Linked DNA regions of Mus musculus: regions 1, 2 and 3 are each linked to region 4. A link is a loop called in an ENCODE intact Hi-C map of the cell type or tissue named here. Cell type or tissue: heart. All regions are shown on one strand. Region 1 has its middle 57 kb from the start of Phactr1. Region 2 overlaps Phactr1 (phosphatase and actin regulator 1). Region 3 overlaps Phactr1 (phosphatase and actin regulator 1). Region 4 overlaps Phactr1 (phosphatase and actin regulator 1).

Region 1 (5,000 bases), 200 kb after region 4:
TTTGATCTGCCCAAGAATTCTGGGATGTGTGGCTTCCATTGAAGTATGGTTGACTTACTGGAACTGCATTCTTAGGGAAAGCTGACTCTCTCTCTGGGGACTGGGTTTCATACTCAACTCCCCTGTCCATGCTAGAGTTTGGTCTAACTAGAGTTTGTGCTGGTATTGTATAGGCTTTATGCACGCTGTCACAACCACTGTGGGTTCTTATGTGCAGCTGAGCTGCTGTGTTCAGAAGGCACTGTTTCATTTCAGTTATCAACTCTGGCTCTTACACTTTTTCCACCCCCTCTTCCACAATGATTCCTGAGCATTGGGAGGGGGCATGTGGTAGATATGTTTCGTTTAGAGTTAAGTGTTCTGCTGTTTCTGATTTTCTGCATCTTGACCACTTGTGAGGGTCTGCTTTGGTCACCATCTACAACAAAAAGACGTTACTCTGTTAGAGGTTAGGAAATGAATTAATCTATGGGTCTAATGATAAGTCACCAGATGTAATTTTAATATCATGTCCATTTATCAAAGTAATAACAGTAGTTTCTCCCTTAGGGCCTATGACCCATCTAGCTATAACTCCAGGGCTTTTACTAGTGCTGGTGTGGGTTTCATCTTGTGAAGTGGAACTTAAATCCTATCAGAACATGGTTGGTAACTCTCATGATGTTTTTGCCACTACTGCACCAGTGGGCAAATCTTGCCAAGTCAGTCATTTTGTAGCTCATTCTCTTCACAGTATGGAAAGATAGATGATATTTTCCCCTCTAGAAGCTTCCTTAGAGTCTTCTAACACTATGAGAAACATCAGGGATGAAGCTTTAGGGTCAACACGAGTTTGAGTTCTACATCTTACTGTCAAGTTCTGGAGGCAACCAAGAGCATTGGCGATAGCCTGCACCGTTTGGGGTCTATGGGAGCTTACAGGCCAGTAACGCCCAAAGCAACCCATTCCTGGCACTGGGTTCTTGCTTGTTAGCCTATAGTGTCTAGTGGGGACATTTTTGTAAAGCTGTACAGCTATAGCTATGTATATATGGACTATACATGCACATATAGAAGCTCTACAGTATCAGGCTTCCTTTTCAAAAGGGTTTTGGCGTTACTTATCCCTCCCCAATTTTCCTTTCTTTACTTTTCCCTCCTCATCTCGACTTAAGCATTTCTGTTTCCCTTTAGCCCTTTATACCAGTGATTTCAATTTCCTCTCCTAGAAGGCCTTCCCACTACCCCTCAGTAATTTCCTCCCTTCTATGCATACTTCAAATGAAGCACACATATCTGACGTTTCAAAGCTAACACCCACAAATGAGGGAAAACATGAGACCTTTGTCTTTCTGGTTCTGGTTTACCTCACTCAGAATAATGGTTTCTCATACTAAATGTGAGAACAATAATGAATGAATTAGGTTGTCCTATAGTCAGAGAAAACAGGCATCAAAAGTAAGATTTTATATATGTGTGTGTGTGTGTGTGTGTGTGTGTGTGTGTGTGTATATATATATATATATATATACACACACACATACATATATATATACATATATGTGTGTATACATATGTATATATATACATAATCATATAAAACAATATATATGTAAAATCTCATGTTTATTTACTGTGTGTAAGTTTTTGCTTGGCTAAATGATGATTTTTCACATATATATGTATATATATGAAAATGATATATATGTATCCTTTGTATTTTGAATAATATACAGATAAATATTATTTGTCAAAGCAAATAATATTGCTATCATGTTCTTTCTATAAATTGTAAAACTTCTTCCTAGTGTGGATAAATATTTCTGCCATGTATCTGGGTTTACCTTGACCCTTGCTGCATTGTAACTATCATACCTATCACTGCCAATACTGACCTACTCTTTCTTAATTTGAGCAAAGGTCATTTTAATGTGTATTTGCTTTATAATCAATTAAATTCAATATTTCATTAACTATATCTATAGTTGTGTCTCTATAAATTTCACTCCTGTTCCTTTGAGCATTTTTATTGTTAGGCTTTTTGATTACACACACACACACACACACACACACACACACGTTTTACAAGACACGGTTTCTCTGTTTATAGCCCTGGCTGTCCTGGATGCATGTGCTACCATACCCTGAATGACTTTTATTATTTTTAACAAACTTATGCAAACTCTCTCTTCCTTTCTTGCTCTCTTATTCTCTCTCAAATAGCTACCTCAATTGGTTCATATTTATTTTAATAAAACTTTTGACTTATCTTGATATTTTCTATGTTTAGCCCTTTTTTATGTCTGTATTGTCATTTTTCTGTCTTTTAACTTGGATCCGTCTTTGAAAATGAGAGGAAAAAAAGTCCTTAAACATGAGTTGAAATTTTTGTCTTGTGGGCACAACAGTCCCAGGTAGTTCCATCCATGGCTACATGGAGGGGGGGAAAAGCATGGGACCTAGCAAGGAAAACAGAGAACAGCACCTGCCCAAGGCTTGAATAACAATTTAATACATTTACAAATAAGAAATAAAAGAGTCCAAGACAATGTTCTGATACACACCATCTTTGGAGACAAAGAGCAACGGGGGAGGTGCGAGGAAACCTTTAACTGTGTGATTTGAAATCAGGTCCACAGAGATCCACATGGACAGGATAATGTTCCTCTGGTCTGACACATGGACCTTCGCATAAGGATATCTGGGCATCGTTTACATGACTTTCTCAAAACACTGACTCCGAATCACAATGAACCCAAACCTTGGGGATTATTAGGCAAAGTGTTAAATATAGTTAGAATAAGGTGGACAGAGTGCTATCATCCCAAGGCTCAGCTGCTTAAGAGATTTATGTGACCACAGAGATCTTTGTCATCTGTATGTGAGCTCCGCCTGCTGGCCACAATGAAATAAAGTGACCCTGGAAGAGTGTTTTAAAGAGAACCATTAATTCATGCATAGGATGGCATAACTTTTAAAATAATTGGGCTTTGTAGAAGTTACATAATGACAACTATACACTATAAAAAGAGGCTCATTTTCTTTTAAATCGTCTTGTGATGCATTTTAAGAATGACTTTTCTAAATGAAATAAGGATGGAGAAAAGTTATTCTCATTTGTGTTTGTAAGAGTACAGACTAATTTAATCTTAAAATGTGTATCTTGGCAATCTGTAGCCAACATTAAATTCGACACCCAAATCTCACTCTCAGTAATATGAAACAGGTGATCACAAAAAAGCAAAGTGAGGCATAAGAGGATTTGAGAATCAGTGTATTTATGGAAAAAAGGAAAAGAAAAAAACAAAGCAGAAAAAGCAGAAAGCCAAATTTCTTCCATGATGAAGAAACTGTTAAGAGTATAAAGTAGGGACAGATTCATTATGAACCCTGAAAAGGATATATATGTTTTATGCATTACTATGAGAAGGTATGTGACTTAGCTTTCATTTTGTGAAAAATATGAGAGACATAACATTGAGGAGGAAAAATTATTGTGGTTTATAGTTTTAGACATTTCAGATATGATGACTGACTCCGCTCTTTCTGGGCATGTAGTGAAATCGAACATGCGAACATCATGGAGAAAGGCAGGGCAGAGTAGAATGGCTCTTGATGGCCAGGAAGAAGAGCGAGGTCAACAGGAAGGACCAAGGGCCAAGGCTGACTCTCCCAGAGCACATGTTTAGGGACTTGCTTTCCACACATAGGCTCTAAATGCTTCAGTCCCACAACCTTCTAACAGGTATTCATTCTTTCTACCTAACAATGTAGTCCAACATTGATAGGACCAGAGCACTCCTGTTCTAACTGTCTGGAAATTACCTCACGGATACACTTAGAAGTATGCTTGCTAATATCCTAAGTGCCCAACATGACAATCAAGTTGGTAATCACATTTACCCATACCAGAGAGTACCCATGAGAAGTTGGTAGGTTGGGCTGTTATAAGGCATAGAATGCCTGGCTTCAAGCAGTGTCTTATACACTGTGGGATTTGAAATTAGATGCTTTGTTTCAAATGCTTTGAGTCACTACATCCTAACATGCATGCCAACTTGGCCAAGGTGAATCTCCTCTTCTTTTCTCTAAACTGGATGAGGTAACAATAACTTCTTTGTAAAGTTTCTTTAAAATTAACAAGACATTCAAATAAATCACAGACACACAGCCCACTTTAAATCAACTCTTGAGTTTCTGTAACTGTGTGCATTCACATTTATGTTCCCATCTATGGACAGATGGATTTCTGTATGCTTATTCTAAAATGACAATGCTTATCCTATGGAGTTGGGCTTAAAGATAATTTTCAGATTGTCTTTATATCATATGTGTGCAGGTAAATATATTTCAAATTTTGAATATGTATCTCTCACACACAAGGCAATGAAGTATCTTTTTTGTTTGTTTGGATTTTATTTTTGTTTGTTTGTTTTTGTTTTTTGGGATGGTTTCTCTGTATAGCCTTGGCTGTCTTGGAACTCACTCTGTAGACCAAGCTGGCCTTGAACTCAGAAATCTGCTTGTCTTTGCCTCTCAAGTGCTGGGATTAAAGGCATGCGCCACCACTGCCTGAAGTGTCTTTTGCTGTAGAAATGCTAGGACATTAGCAAGATCCCTTTTGAACAATAAAAAGAACCAAAACTTAGATTTTAACACTGTTCTTAGATCTTCTCTCCTTTTGGTCAGGTGGCCTCCTATTTGCTGAAAGTCACCAATAAAGCAGGAACTGAAGAGATTCATGTCAAGACCTGATTTCTCTAGCATGAAACATCTAAAAATCTGGGAAAACAGACTGAATTCTCCAAAACAATGCATTTCTTATAATCTTCATGATACAAACAAGAGTAAGATGTGCATCAGGAATGTCAGGTAGTCAAACCAATGACCAGGAATCTGATCTTATGAAAGAGCACGCTGTTCTCTTGTCATGAGTCATCATGGAAAGAGATAAAGGGAAAGAGAGCGGGGCCATGATGAAATTGCTTTAGTGCAGTTCACAAAGTTACGTCTGTGCATCC
Region 2 (5,000 bases), 270 kb before region 4:
ACTAGAACACAAAGCTATGCCTATGTACATATGTCTTTAATAACCATATGTACACCATTCAAGAAGCATCCCAGAGTAGCAATGGGGCATCACTACCAAATTCTTGACTACACAACAGAAAGTGTGCTTGATTGTCTCTGTAGTTAACCAAACCACAACTCCTCTACATACAGGTCTTCAATCCTAACCCTTGAATCAAGCAAAACCTCCAAGACTTGGCTGAGTGAAGGAGAGGGACCGTACAAGCAAACTTAGGGACAAAACAGGTTGCTATCCACTGGCTTTTTATGCAGCAAGTTGCTAAGAGACACAAAGAAGGAGGTTAGCGATGGGCAATACACGTAGCCACAGAGACTGTCCTGCGACCAGACGGGCGGGGCTGCTGCTTTCTTACCTGGTGAGCTTGGTGCCAATCTGCTGTCTGAGCTCCAGCCGTTCCTCATCCGTCTGTCTGGGGAGGATGTTCTTTTCTTCTAGCTCTCGCTTAGAGGGCCTGTTGCTGAGTTTGATGGCTAAGGAGTCCTTCCTGCACACCTTCATGGCCAGTGAGCCTGGAGGAGGGAGAAATCAGTCAGTTAACAGAGACACCTGAATGCCCATGGGGCCAACTGCGGGCAGGTTATAAAGCAACAGGCAGGGGGAGAGACACAAAGGCATAATACTTTAGTGCCAGGAACACTAAAGTCCAAGTTCTTAGGGTCGCTGCCATCATCAGGCTTTATATAACCCACAGGGTGAGTATGGGGCATATTGGGAGGGAAGGGAAGCCTGTGACTGGATCTCTCCTTTTAGAAATCTCCAGGATGCAGCAACATCACAACGGAGGACAGGGCCAGCTGTGAAGTGCCATAGAGGGGAGAGGAACAGACAGGGTAAAGGTCTTGGCAGCCAGGAAAGGCTCCGAAGAAGGGGGCTGCCGCCAGGAGAGTGGGTACTCCCACCAGGAGAGTGGGTACTCCCACCGAGAGCAGGCTGGTGGGAATCCACATCTGAATATGTTCAGTGGTAACACAGATGCTGGGAACCATCAGGAGACAGACCAGAGCAGTTTCCTGGAACTCAGGACATCCAAAGGGAGATAACCCAGTGTGGCGGTCAGTGTGGGACCATGTGGGGTGAGAGCAGAGCAGAGGACTGGGAGAGGGACAATATTCTGGGATGGCTCTTTCTTTTGAACACACGGGTTCCTGAGCATCCAGGACTTCAACCAGAGTTGACTTTGCTCTTTAGTGAGTAGCCAGGAGATATCTAGAGGCATTTTGGGTTGTTGAAGGTCAGTTAGGTGGCAGTCAGGAGGTTGGTCCTGTCGTCTAGCTGGTGAAGACCCTTGAAGGCAATGCTCAGCATCACCTTCGTAACAGAGAATAATCTGGCTCTAAAGGTCTAGCACACAAATGTGAGACACCCTGGCACAGATGCTTCAACTCTCAGGCACCACCTGACACGCAGGCTCAGTAGCTGTCCCCTTTCAATCCTGGGTCACTGCAGACCCTGACTGCACCTCTCTGATTTTTTCTCCTGCCTCACTTTTACTCTTTCTTCTCCATTATCCCCGTTTACCAGTAAAATGGGTACCATGCTGATGCCCTAAGTGTGCTTGAAGGTAGAGCTATGGGGACACAGTCTTAGCTCATTGTTGGGAACACCCCATCCAGGCAACATGTGACGGCTGTATTAATAAATTCACTTATTAAACAATTGCCCCACATCAGCCATAGCTATCCTCGCACCGTTAAACTCTACCTATTCATGGTCAGAGTGATAGATTACCAACTTGCTTTCTCTATTTCTCAATATAGTTAAAGGTTTTCAGTGGAGAATTTAAGTTCAGCTTTTCTGAAGCTGGTGAGCTACACTTGAACATGAATATACTGCATATACAGTCGCTAGGTTTACACACATGCAGTAGATTTTCAAGCTCTCCCTTCCCTGACCCCTTATTGTTTGAAAAAGAGGGTTATACTTCAAGAAAGCAACCAAGGCATAGGTAGGGGGTATTAAGATAGCTGTGTGATGTGTATAGCTATGATGCTGTATACATGAGATTTATGCTTTCTTATTACTGCTTAAGGGGCCTGGAGAAGTCACCTGAGCCGTCCTGTGACCTAAGGTCCACTTAAAACCACATCTTCAGGCAGCTGCTCTGTGCTGTTTCTACAGTCCCACACCTCCCCCACTGTCATGGACAGCCTGCCTGCACGTACTGGTGTACAAAGAGGCGTCATCATCTTCATCTTCCTCCTCTTCCTCCTCCTCCCGGCCATACAGGCAGGGCGAGTCTTCATAGTCGGGTTCATGAGGCACATTTTCCTTATTGTCATCACATTCAATCACAACAGTTGGCACTTGTCTTATTTCCGGAAGGCCCATGGGTCCTGCTTTTGTGATGCCGTCGCTTGAGTGCAAACCAGAACTGTGGTAAGACGTGGAACAGGGGACTCGTTGCTCGGAGCTGCATGAAAAGAAAAGAAAGGGGAAGTTCACCTCAGTTGTCCCTATCTCTGAGACAAAGGTCACCCAGGCCATGTGATAGATTGCTTATCTGACAGTTTGTCCTTTTAGGGCAGTGCTTCCCTGGTGGAGACGGTAGCCTGGAGCCAAACAGAAGAACGCTAGATGGATGGTGGTGATGGGTGGGTGCACAACAATGTATAGCCACTAGATGGCACACTTTGAACCAGTGAAGGGGGGCTCCTCTGCAACCCACCTACCTTCTCACTGGGGGAAGGATTAACTTGATCTCAGATAGAGAGGCTAGTAAGTGAGGTTCTATTTTTCAAAAGCTACACAGAGCAGCGGCACGAACAGAGAGAGAGGATAGTTTGACATGATCGGGATGGAGACACAGAGGAAGAGGAGAGCTTAGGTAGATGGAAGGCTGAGCCCTGTGCTTGGACATCAAGGTGGACATGGCCGTGGACCATGTCCAGGAAGTACTCTTCCTAGGACGGTGTCAGGGTTGAGCAGGCAGTCATGGGTAACCAACCCTAGCCTAACTCCTCGCCCGGCCCACCTTACTGGTCAGTTTTGTAAGAACGATGCCCTCAAAGCCAACGCTGATCTAATATAGTTTCAGTGAAAGAGACGCCTAAAGCATCCACTATTAGACAATTGGACAATATAAACCATTTATGGTTTCCTAATAAAGCCTATGTGAAGAGCTCATAGCAACAGGGAGTCCTTTTGTATGAAGTCTAAGACACCATAAGAACAAGGCTCGTAGAATCAGCTGACCAGAACTCAGGTGGGCTCACTGAGATCAGGGCCCCTGTATGGGTCTGACCTAGGTCCTCTGCATGTATGTTCTGGTTGTGTAACTTAGTGTTCTTGTGGGATTCCTAACAGTGTGAGCAGGGACTATCTCTGACTCTTCCAGCCTTTGGGACCCTTTTCCTCCTACTGGGTTGCCTTATCCAGCCTTGGTGTGAGAATACGTGCCTGTTATTATCGCAGCTTGTGATGACATATTTAGTTGATGTCCTGCTCTTTTCTGAGGGGAGGTGATTGGGGGAGGGGTGGGGGAGAGGGGGGAAGTTAGGGGGAGGAGCTGGGGGGAGGGGAGGGAGGGGAAACTCCTAGTTGAGATGTGATATATAAGAAGAGTAAATACAAAGGAAAAACAAAAACAAATGAATTATAATATTAAATATAATATTAAAAATAATAATGGGAGTATGGAGCCAGAAACAAGTCATTGTTTCCTTCTTTCTTTCCTCCCCTCCCTCCCCTTTCTCTTCCCTCCCTCCCTCCTCCCCTCTGTCCTCTTTTCCAGTACTGTGGATTGAACCCAAGGCCTCACATATGTTTGTCAAGTGCTCCATCACTAACATACATCCCCAGTTCGGATAAAATTTTTATTCTTTTTCAGAACCATCAAAAATAGAGTTTATATCCTTATTTAAAGACTTCTCAAAAAGTATTTGACATTCATAAACAAGTGGAGTGTGAAGGTATATTATATATCAGAGCTTTGGATTACACTATTTTATCCTAAAGGAATCTTACTATGCTGTATGAAAACATGAGTTTCCCTGGAACCTTTCAATTATGGTCTAAGTTATTGCTGTGTCTAATTTAAATTCAATTAACTTCCTTCCTTTCACTGTTTCCAAAGGGGTTGATTTTCTCTTTGTATTTTCCACATAACTCTTCAATGAAGCAAATGGGAGATCCAGTTAACACCCTATGAGCTATGTTATTCGAGGCAGTGAACTAAATCAACTTGGAAACAACAGTTACCGAATGGGACAGAATCATGTATTTACAACAGTGCAGCATTTTATTAGAGATTAGTGGTTAGAGATGCCCCATTTCCCAGCTAATTGCACACACAGCAATGGGAGCCACGGGTAGGCAGGACACATTACGGGTGGTCTCTAGGTGACAAGTACGATGTTTAACCATAAATTGGACTGAGTGGGCATCTTACTGCTTTGCCCTTCGAAGCTGCCCTTCCTACGGATCAAAGATAGCTACTACATTCTAGCTGTGCCTGGACATCTTTCTTGGGTATCATGGAAAGTAGGCGTGTATGGAAGAGACACAACTGTGATTTCATGGCTTGTGTTTTGTCCCAGCCTTGCCTACACCTCTCTCTATCTTCATAATTTAATTAGCACGCTCTCTGAAAGGCACAGAGCTTAGAATAGACACCTGGGAGTTAGGGATGGGAGGCAGATAATAGGTATTCTTGTTTGGTGTGAGAAAATGTTGAAAGTTAGAAAACAAGAATGCCTTGAGGCAGGAAGCTCCAAAGTGGGTCCAAAGATAAGGGGAGAGGGGATGAAGGAGATACGAAACCCAACCTTATAGGTGGCATGGTGGTTCAAATGAAGATGGACCCCAAAGGTCATAAATTTGAATACTTGGTCCCTAGTTAGTAGAACTGCTTGGAAGGAGTAGGGACTGTGGTCTTGTTGGAGGAGGTATGTCTCTGCATCTGGGCCTTGAAGTTCAAAAGCTCACATAATTCCCAGTTAGCTAGCTCTCTTTCTCCCTCC
Region 3 (5,000 bases), 61 kb before region 4:
GTGCTAAGTAAGCAGTGACAAACCAGGACTTGCGATTTCTGGAACATTCACAGCAAGCTTATGAGAGCGCTCTATTCTCGTTTCCTAATTGACCATTCATTCCCCACGTTTCCCCCACACCTCTCACACTCATCGAAGCAGAAGTTGTCAGCATTGCCCCGTCCCGGCCACCCAGAACTCAACAGCACTAGCTTCCATAATTAGAAAGCTTACTGGGATGGGAACACCTGCAACTCTGTAGTGGGCTTTGTTTCCTCACGGTAGAGGCAATGGAGAGTAAGTACCAGAGACACAGTGCTTACCAAAGCCATGCTCAACCAGGGATGGAGAAAACCCATGAAGGCCACCTACCCTGTTTCCACACCAGTATATTGAAAATAGCCCAGTGTTGTGTTGTTCGCATCAGTAGCTGCCTTAAAATTACATCCTTTCCTGTCTTCTTCTCTTTTCTTTCTTACTTCCCAAAGTCTCTTCTGGTATTGCCAAATGAAGCTCCCTCTCACAGAAAACTGCACTAGGAAATCTCATCCCCAGGTCTGCCGCTTGGAAATCCCTAAGCAACCTGCAAACCCACTCTAGTATTCACCAAGAGTCCCAAGGCAGTGAGATATCAGAATTGAAAAGCACAAGTATAGATGTATTTGACAACCTCAGAGATGTCAGCTAGTCCTATGGAAAAACCAAAAACCAAACGAGCTGGCTTCAAGGTCACCTAAGTAATGAAGCAGCCTCCTTCTCCCCTCCTCACTACCGCTAAAAGTGAGAAGAATCTGATTTATGGTCCCAGGACACTTCGGAAGTGAAGCATCACTTACCGCAGAAGCCTGTTAGATGATCTGGATGGAAGCAAACACAGCCCATGACCACCATATGCTGAGTGTAAGAGAACGAAAGACTAAAAGCAGGGTGATCCATCACAGGAGAAAGCAGTTAAAAAGAAAATACTTTGGTTGGTCGAACAGAGGCGAGGATGCTTAGAACAAGTGAATAGCCACTGAAGGATTATCCTGATCTTCGACCCAAATTCTTGTTCTTCAGTATTTTCGGTACATATAATAAATTCTATATAATTAGAACATATGTTTATGGAATGTTTTGTGTTGCTGGTGGTTGAACATAGAACTTCATGCACGCTAGGCTGCTGCTTTACCACTGAGACACTTGATTCTACCTAAGCTCTCTGATTTACATTTCTGCTTTTTAATTTTTGAGAAAGGGTCTCGGTGGCAAGTTGTCTAGACCACCTTTAGACTTGCTCTGTGGCCCCAGAAGCCCCTGAACTTGCCATCCTCTGGCCTCAGCCCCCACAGTATACAGGACTCACAGGGCTGGTTCCTCATTACTTTATGAAGCTTCTTTGCCTTCCGAGTGACACTCTCAGGGAGTCTAGCAGCTCTGAAGGACACTAGACAAGCTCTGCTCTCTCAATGTGCTCTCTGTCAGGATTCTCTGCTGACTAGTGGCCTCTGGGCTTTGCTTTTCTCTCAGGCCTAGACTTTGTGGCAGTGGCAGTAGGGGGGCAACCCAGAGCAAAATAGGTATCACAAAACCTTTGAAAACAAGATGCTGGCTCATTTAAAACAAGCCTTGTGAAGCTCATGTTTGTTTTAAGTGAAACTGTAGAAGACAAAGTGTGTCTGAAAACAGGTTATGATGCAATATAAATATTATTCTATGACTGTTTGTACCCATTTATCCAAACTTCCACATTCCTTTGGCAGGGGATCTCTCTGAGGGCTCGACATGTTGACATTTTTCTGTAATTTATCAATGAATAATAATAACATTTCCAGATAAAAATATCCTTTAACTGCACATGGTCACATTTTAAAATTTGTTTTATTCTTCTCACATTTCAAGTGGAGGGTATTTAAGATTAGATATAAATAAGTAAGAGTATTATTTTATTCCAGTCTTGATTTTTGTTATGATTAGACAAAAGGCTTTAGGCTCGTGTTCAAGGTCAAAACACTGATGATGCTTTTATTCTCGGACTCAAATCAAACAAGTTTCTAGAGCTGGATAGACTAGGCAGAATAAGGGCCTTGTCTCCAAATTTATTAGCTAGCTGATAGGCCAGATGTCATCATCATATCATCATCATTATCGTCACAGTGAGCAGTTGTGATTAGATTAGGAAACTTGAGAAGGGAAAAGGATTCTGAAACATCCCCGACAGGCTGAAATCCTTGTACGTAAGGAAATCAACAAAGTGGAGAAGGGGGAGGGGGGGAATGAAGCGAAAGCGAAACGGAAGTGATTCTAGCTATCACAGGGAGGGGCACCTACCCTACCCTCAGAATGCAGGTGTCTAAGAGAAGCTGGGGAGGATGAAGCCCTGGAGTTTCCCAAGATCCTTCAGGGGGCAGCAGCTCCTACATCTTGACTTTATCTGGGTGAGGTTGGCTTTGACCTTCTGACCTCCAGAACTACGAAAGGATACATCTGTTGCTTTAAGCCACAGAGTTTGTGGCAATTTGTTCCAGTCGGAACCGGAAACGGATACACCAGGGATATGTGTTACAGCCGGGTCAGTCTACCAAGCAATTCAACCCCGTCCTGAGTATTTTTCTTCACTCTTTGTCAGGGCTGCAGAGCAGTGAAAACAAAAGTGAAAAGCTCTAGGTCCTATGGATCCTACATTCTAATCCCGTGCAAAGCTTTGGGCACAATGCCTCACCTCTGAAGAGCCACGACCATCTCACAGAAACAACAGTGGCTGCTGCTATTTCGGACCCATTAGGGTAATGCCTCGATTGCCACAGCAATGAAACAAACCTGTAGCAAAGGGTATCGGCACACTGTGGTGAAGTTTAAATGTGATGATGTGTGTGAGGTACCCCTGCAGGTGTTCCTTAGACAGTAGGTACTCAATGGGGGTCCGTTCTCTTTGCTCACTGCAACTTTGCAGGCAGAAGTTATGTACTGTTCAAAGCACCTCAGAAGCAGGTGTGTAGGATGCAGAACCCCATGTAGGATGCTGCCAAAGTCCTTAACAGGGTCTATAGGATGCTTCATATTTGAACAACTTTATCAAGTTTTTTTTTTAAATTATTTTATTATTTTATGGGAATGGGTGTTTTGCCTGAATGTGTGTCTGTGCACAAGGTGTGCGCAGTGCCCAGGAAGGCCAGAAGAAGATGTCAGATGTCCTGGAATTGGATCATTTCCAGCCATCATATAGGTACTGGGAATTGAATCTGGGTTCACTGGGAGAGCAGTCAGAGCTTTTAGCCACCGAGTCATCTCCCTAACCTCTCAATTACTGTTATCAATCTTTCTCTAATGCTAGGGGTTGAATCCAGAGCCTTGGTCAGGCTGGTCAAACACTATTATTGACTTAACACCCTCAGCCACTAAAAGCCTTATTAAGACACACTTTGCATATATTCTAAGTGTATAAGTCACCACAATTCAATGAACTTTAATATACTTAATGTCTTACTACATACAGATTACAGAATTGTCATCACTAAAATCTATTTTTAGAACATTTCCACCATTCCCCAAAGAAACCAACTCACAACTTACTGTCACGTCTTCCATCTTCTACCTCATAACCAGGCAGCCACTGATCTATGTTCTGTCTCTATAGACTGACCTTGTTGGACACCTCAGACAAGTGGAATCATGGACTCTGTCCTGGCCCACGGTCACTTCTCCAAGCTTATCCCCTCCCCTTCTTGTCTTCTGTATGACAGCAAACTGACATGGGTTTTAGCTTCTGGGTTTTTAGTCGATGCTCTCCTGTCCCCATCTGTTTATCTGGGCAGGTCCCTGTGTCTGGAATGGCTTCTGTAAGCTGCAGGTGTCAAACTTGAGTCTTTTTTCCTTCTTTCCAATTATGTCTTTATTGGATTCTTTTGCAACATGCCTCTGTGGTTCCTTATAGTACAAGCTATTATGTTATGTTGTCATTGCCTGTTGGTTTCCTGTAATCCTGGAGAAAGCAGGGGCTCTGTCTCTCTTATCCAATGCTGCATACTATGTGCTCCGTGCCTTGCACACGGCTTACTACCGCCAGACACTTATTAATAGGGGGATGAAAAAATTGTGTTCAATCTTAAGTTTTAGGCTTTTCTTCTTGTAAACTCAGAGAAGCTAATTGTAAGCTAGGGTTTCAGAGATGTATCTCATGCTCTCTGTCACACACATATTACTAATGGGAGAGGGGCAATCCGTTATCTAGACCAATCTTTTTAGATATTCTTATATAGTATTTTATTTTTCTCATCAATTTCTAGAAAAAATATTGCTAAATGATTTGCATAGCAATATTCTGCTTAACTTGGGAAACATTTTTTTTTTCAGGGAGATGGGCTGGTGGGGGCTCCTTCCTCCCCAAGTCTCTGTGACACCCTCTTAGACTTTGTTTACAAGCTAGCTAAGAAAGTAGAGGGAGATTATAAGTTTGAAGTTGAAATTAGGCTGGGAATGGCTCAGTGGTAGGAGCTTAACCTTCACTGTGAAAGACCATGGGTTCAATCCTCAGTACCACACAACAATACAGAATTAATTTAAAGTCACATTTTAAATCCCAAACCCAATAAATTTGTATCGGAAAGCTCTTCCTTCTGGGGTTTTCTGTTAATTCGTGTATTTAAAAGAACAGCCCTTTATGGTTTTACCTGCAGGCTCCATGCATATCTGACTGAGAGAAGTGCCATTTAATGTACACAGTTTAATGTGTTCTAATGCTTTGGGTGTAGCTCTGAAACAGAGCACAGGCCCCGGGCTAGATCTCAAGCAACAACAAAAACACGTAACATCCATACTAAGAAGATAACAAGAAATTGGTCAAGTTATTTCTTAAGGTCTGGCAATATGGCTCAGAGAGGAAAGACACTTGCTGCCAAACCTGATGACCTGGTTTCAATCCTTGGATCCTACATTGATGAAGAAGAGAACTAACTCCTGCAGGTTATAGGCTAGCTCCCACATCTTCAGCATGGCTTATACACTCCATTTCCCCCAAGTATATGTAAGTATTATCTCACTAG
Region 4 (5,000 bases):
CTATCCAGGGAAGCTGAGAAACCCTGGCTAAGGTAGGACAGGGTGATGCAAGGCCCAACAAAACAGGGTTAACTTCCAGTAGGAGGCACCCCTTGCACTGCAGGAATAGATTGATTCCTTGGCATCATTTTCAGATCTCAGATATCACTATATGCTGTTCACTAATGCTCCCACATAGGGTGAGTGAGAATTAGGAATGAGGCTGTCAAATATTTTCATTCTGTAAAATTAGGGCACAGAAATTGAGATTGAAGCCTTGCGTTCATTATTCAATTGTGTCCTTTTCAGAAGTGGCTTCTTCTGAGAGAATGCACGGCACCATCCTGCCTGGAGAACTTCCCCAGGTCTGCCTGTGGATTAAGGTGGGATGCTGCACGAACTGATTAACAAGGGTGCCTTAGAGTTTCTGTTGTGAAGAGACACCAGGAACATAGCAACTCTTATAAAGGAAAGCATTTAATTCTGGCTGGCTTGCAGGTTCAGAAGTCTACAGTCCATTATCATCATGGCAGGAAGCATGGCAGCATCCAGGCAGACATGGTGCCAGAGGAGCTGAGAGTTTTACATCTGAATCAGCAGGCAGTAGGAAGAGAGAGTGACACTGGGCCTGGCTTGAGCATCTGAAATGTTAAAGCCTGCCCCCTTGTGACACACTTCCTCCAACAAGGCCACACCTACTCCAATAAGGCCACACCTCCCAATAGTGCCACTCCCTGTGAGCTTATTTAAAGAGTGTCACTCTTTCTTCCTGCTGCCTGCTGCTGAGTCAAGTGTAGAACTCTTGGCCCCTCCAGCCTGTTTGGCGCTATTTTCATTCAAATCACCACAAGTGAGGACTGGGACCTTTAGCATCACCACCAAGAAGGTACTCTTAGAACAGCAGCATCCGTAGCCCACTGGAGATGGAGAGCTAACTTTCTCATCCTCCAGAGAGACCTCCCAACCTTTGAAATAAATAACTAGATAAATACAAAGGACAGAAATGGCGCTTACAAGGCAAGAGAAGTGTCCAGATCAAAATCAGCAAGACAAGGAGACGCTGGTTCATGATGTTTTATTTTTTTTCTTTAAAAAGAGATATTTTAGTTCCCCCAAGAAATCATCTAGAAGTGTTTTGGTCACGGAAGAGTGAGTGCCTCTCCGCGGTTGACTTTTATTTTTAGCCACCGTCTCTCAGGAACTGGGATTACACCCAGCTCTCCTATGCCTCTTTCCACTCCACAGGGCTGCCTGGCAGTTTGGTCCCATGAGAAATATTTAATTTGTCCTTGGGCGTCAGGAGGGAGTGAGCGATCTGTGTGCCTTGTTATTGAAAATCTGAGAAACACAAGCAAGGATTTAGCAGCAACCAGGCTAAGCCAACAGTTGAAGGAACACATGGCCCATTTCTAAAGAATCTAAGACAAGATGCTTCTCCACACCTACCCTCCTATTGAAGCCCATTCATGCTCATGTTGAGTAGTACAGACGATGTCTGCTAACAGCGAGTAGTCGTTATATCTCCTGAATTCAGGGTTATAGCTTATACAAGAAGTGTTACGTGACATCCAATAAATTACCGATACTTGCAGGGCTTCTGTTGCTAATCCCTAAGTCAGTGTGATGGCTATAAGCTGCACCAGGACACAGAGCTTCCAGCCCTGCTCTGAGGTGCAGTGGTACACACGACTCTGTCTGTCTGTCTGTCCATCTGGAGCTATGCACAGAACACTAGTGAGATCTCCCTGGCATGAGCCCTGTGGATCATCAGATTCTCAGCCCTAGCTTCATGTTAGAATTCCAGTCAACTTCCTTCACCGTGGGAATATGTCCTAAGGCCTGTAGTGAGTGCCGAATCTATAGATGCCAGCAAATCTTCAACACCCACTTTACTAGCACTGACCCTTAGTTTCCATTGACAACTTGGTGTGTCACTTGGAATCATCCAGGAGACACATCTCTGGGCATGCCTGTGAGGATGTTTTCAGAGAGGTTTAGGTGAGGAGGGCGACCTCACCAGAAGGTGATGTGGAGGGTCACGTCTGCAATCCCAGCATTAGAGAGACTGAGGCAGGCAGACCAAGACTCTGCAGGACAGCTTGGGCCTCATGGTGAGTAGGAGGCCAGCTTACTATCCAGAGAAAGACCCTGTCTGAAGATAGAAAAGCATTTGAGAACAAGAGGAAGCTGAATTCCTCTGGGGTAACACTCAAAGAAATAGTACCTGGTTACTTCCCAGACAGAAGAACTTTGCGGTGACAACATGGCCTGGCAAAAAGGTTAATGAACAATGCAAAAACTTGAAGCCTCTGGCTACATGGCAGCAAACGGCTCATCTTCTTTCTCAGGTTTGAAGTGTAGTAGTTGAAATAACAGCCAGAGGCTTTTCTTACTGTGTAGCTTTATCACCTTGCTTTCTAATTGCACGTGTTTGCAGTTTTAGGGCCCCCGGGAAGTACTCACTGAAAGAAATTAGCAATTTGTAGGGGCTGTTAGAAGTGAACGCAGTTGTTCACATGCAATACCAAAGCCAGCCACGAGATGGCGGTAGAGCTTAAAAGGTGAGCGGGGTGTGGAGGCTTCTACAGGAATGTATCCCTTTGCCCTGTAGGCTACCACTCAGGCGAGCAAATTGGGTAGATATGTTATTGTTACCCGGAGGCATCTTCTCTTGTGCCTGTCAGGTGAAGGGTGCCACTGGTCTCAAGTAGATATAATTGGGGTTCTAGAATGTTCTTTGCCTTGAACGTCGGGACTGGTTTGGTGAGTCTGGAGGCTCATGGGAGTCCTCTAGCCATCTTCCTGGGAGGGGAGGCCCTGAGCTGTTTGGCCAGAGAGGGGAGTATCTGAGCAAGGATGGGAGAAAACACGTGGGCTTTGGCCAGCGTGAAGAGAAAGGCACGTAGGAATTGGCTGAAAACAGTAAGTGCCCAAACATGTGGCTCAAAAGTACAACAGGCTACATGAGAGGCCTGGGAAGGGGCCCCCAATACAACTTTTAAGTCCCCTCTTCTCCACGGAGCCATCTTGCATGCCTGGAACCCCCCTATAGACTAAGTGTTCACTTACAACGCATTTATTTTGCTGCCCGTGACCTTCTGGCCCCCTCTGCTGTGATTACCCCAGCTCATTTTTTGTGGAGATTCTGCAGATGTCCGGAGAGAGGATGAACTTCAAGCCCCATGAAAACAAAACCACAACCCTGTTACTTAGCACAGGCTGGCCTTGAACTGGAACTCCCCCCTGCCCTTGTCTCCAGGGTGCTGGGGCTGCAGACGTGCACTACCTCAGATAAAAGCATGCCGAGAGATGACAGCAGAGTCTGTGGCCATTGTTATCCCCCTACGCATCCTCCCTCTCCCTCCTCCTCTCTTCGTCCCTCCTCCGCCTCGCTCCGATTTTAGTTTCTCAGCCCACATTGCACTGTTTGTCTGTTATAAAACAGCCGCTGGAGCCACAGGGCCTTGTCTGGCTCAGCGAGGAGCTATGTACACCCCTTTCACCTCTCAAGGTCCTGGACTCTGCTTCTAGCTGAGTTTTAACTGCCTGACATTCCAGTTCCCTGCAGCCAAGCATGGTACTAAAGTATGAAATGCAAAGTTCTAGAAAGGGTGCTTAAGCTTTAAATAACTTCCGGTTTCGCTGAACAATCATGTGACCTGTAAAATGGATGACACTCCTCACGTTATTCACCCCCACCCCTCGCCCACATGTTCCATGTGCTGTTAGAGCAGCTGAGAGTCCTGAGCCTGGCAAATGGCTTGTTCAGGCAGGGTGAGTGAAAGGTTAGACAAGAATATGTCAAAAGAGCCCCCTTTTTCCATTCTCCAGTTGATGGACGTCTATGCTGTTTCCAATTTCCGGCTTTGAAGAAGGGAACTACAATGAATATGGATGACCAAGTGCAAAACACATCTTTTTAAAGGTTCCCTTGAAAAGCAGGTAAAACAAGGACGTAGCTGCCTGATTTAGAAAAATTCTTCTCGAGCTTTTATTTCAAGGAATGAAGATAGGGTTTCTATCGGCCATCAAGAAATAGTATTGGAAGGTGGGGGGTGGGGTGAATGGGGTCGTCGCTTACTCTGCAAGCGTGTGTGTGTGTGTGTGTGTGTGTGTGTGTGTGTGTGTGTGTGTGTATGCAGGTTCAGATACTCAGCACCTTCGCTAAACACCAGCTCAGTCACACAGGTCTGCAACGCCAACTCTGGGGCACAGAGACAGGAGGATGCCAGTCTAGCTGAAGCAGTGAGCGCCAGGTTCAGTGAACAAGCCGGTTGAAGCATAAGGCAAAGAGAGGTAGAGGAAGACACTGTGAGGTTGACCTCTCGTCTCTCTGCGGGCAGGCATACGTGAGCATGCACATGTACACATGTACTCACCCCTCCCCTGCTACACATAAGAAAAAAAAGAACTGAGCCTCAGTGTGGGCCATACATCACTATCAGCAGTTGGGCTGCAGCAGCAGATAGGCAGTCCCATCAGGCCTTCGTGAGGGAGTGGGAGGTGGGGGGCAGGTAGTGGATAATACACAAGTTACAGTCGGGAACGGGAGTGAGCTCTGGCTTTTCTGGCTGCACAGATAGGGAGAGGTGACCCGATCGTCATTTGCAGGGACGATTGGCTGTGATTAACAATAGGGCACTGTGTATTTCAAAACTGCTGCCAAGAGAACTCTGGATGTTCTCAGCACAAACAAATGCCTCGTGTGAGGAGCTGAATGCTCCCACGACCCTGGCATGACAGTCACAGTGTGTCTGTGTACCACTGCCGCAGATGGCAGCCTGCAAGTACAGGCCAACCCAAACTAAATGAAAACAAATAAACCCCAGAACATGGAATAGCCAAGAGGTTACGGGGTGTGGGGAGAGGGTATTAAAGACAACTAAAGGGGGTTGAAGGACTGAAAGTATGGCGGGTAGTTTTAATTTTCAAAGCCAGTGATTTACATATGCCTCATTTTGAAGGTGAGGTCTTACAGATTTCTGAAGTGGAGTGGAGGTGTTAGCTCGATAGTTCTCTCT

Evidence for each region. Hi-C counts contacts between places; a loop is a spot of excess contacts. Peaks named below come from ENCODE experiments on the same cell type or tissue, not always from the same donor. Only the 100,000 strongest peaks of a DNase experiment are listed, where the experiment ranks them.
Region 1: a loop joins it to region 4, with 9 times the contacts of the local background. A loop is called at or near these places in 8 of 42 quality-filtered maps.
Region 2: a loop joins it to region 4, with 4 times the contacts of the local background. A loop is called at or near these places in 21 of 42 quality-filtered maps.
Region 3: it touches region 4 in a loop (2.7-fold over the local background); 3 of 42 quality-filtered maps call a loop at or near these places.

Annotation. Positions count from the first base shown.
Region 1 is chr13:42,621,532-42,626,531 of GRCm38, reverse strand. No RefSeq gene overlaps it. Among named protein-coding and RNA genes, the nearest start is that of Phactr1, 57 kb to the left of the region's middle. In heart, a CTCF peak has its summit at 2,879 (motif pointing left); no DNase peak of the experiment used is centred here.
Region 2 is chr13:43,092,201-43,097,200 of GRCm38, reverse strand. Phactr1 (phosphatase and actin regulator 1) reads right to left here. Exons shown (of 14, transcript NM_001302635.1): 8 at 2,205-2,452; 9 at 395-551. Among named protein-coding and RNA genes, the nearest start is that of Gm15813, 28 kb to the left of the region's middle. In heart, CTCF peaks have their summits at 2,460 and 2,659 (motif pointing right); no DNase peak of the experiment used is centred here; H3K27me3 peaks cover 729 bases.
Region 3 is chr13:42,881,610-42,886,609 of GRCm38, reverse strand. All of the region lies in intron 3 of Phactr1 (phosphatase and actin regulator 1), which reads right to left. Among named protein-coding and RNA genes, the nearest start is that of Gm52053, 130 kb to the left of the region's middle. In heart, a CTCF peak has its summit at 2,365; a DNase peak (open chromatin) is centred at 2,449.
Region 4 is chr13:42,820,296-42,825,295 of GRCm38, reverse strand. The region is part of intron 3 of Phactr1 (phosphatase and actin regulator 1); the gene reads right to left. Among named protein-coding and RNA genes, the nearest start is that of Phactr1, 140 kb to the right of the region's middle. In heart, a CTCF peak has its summit at 2,510 (motif pointing right); a DNase peak (open chromatin) is centred at 2,525; H3K27ac peaks cover 888 bases.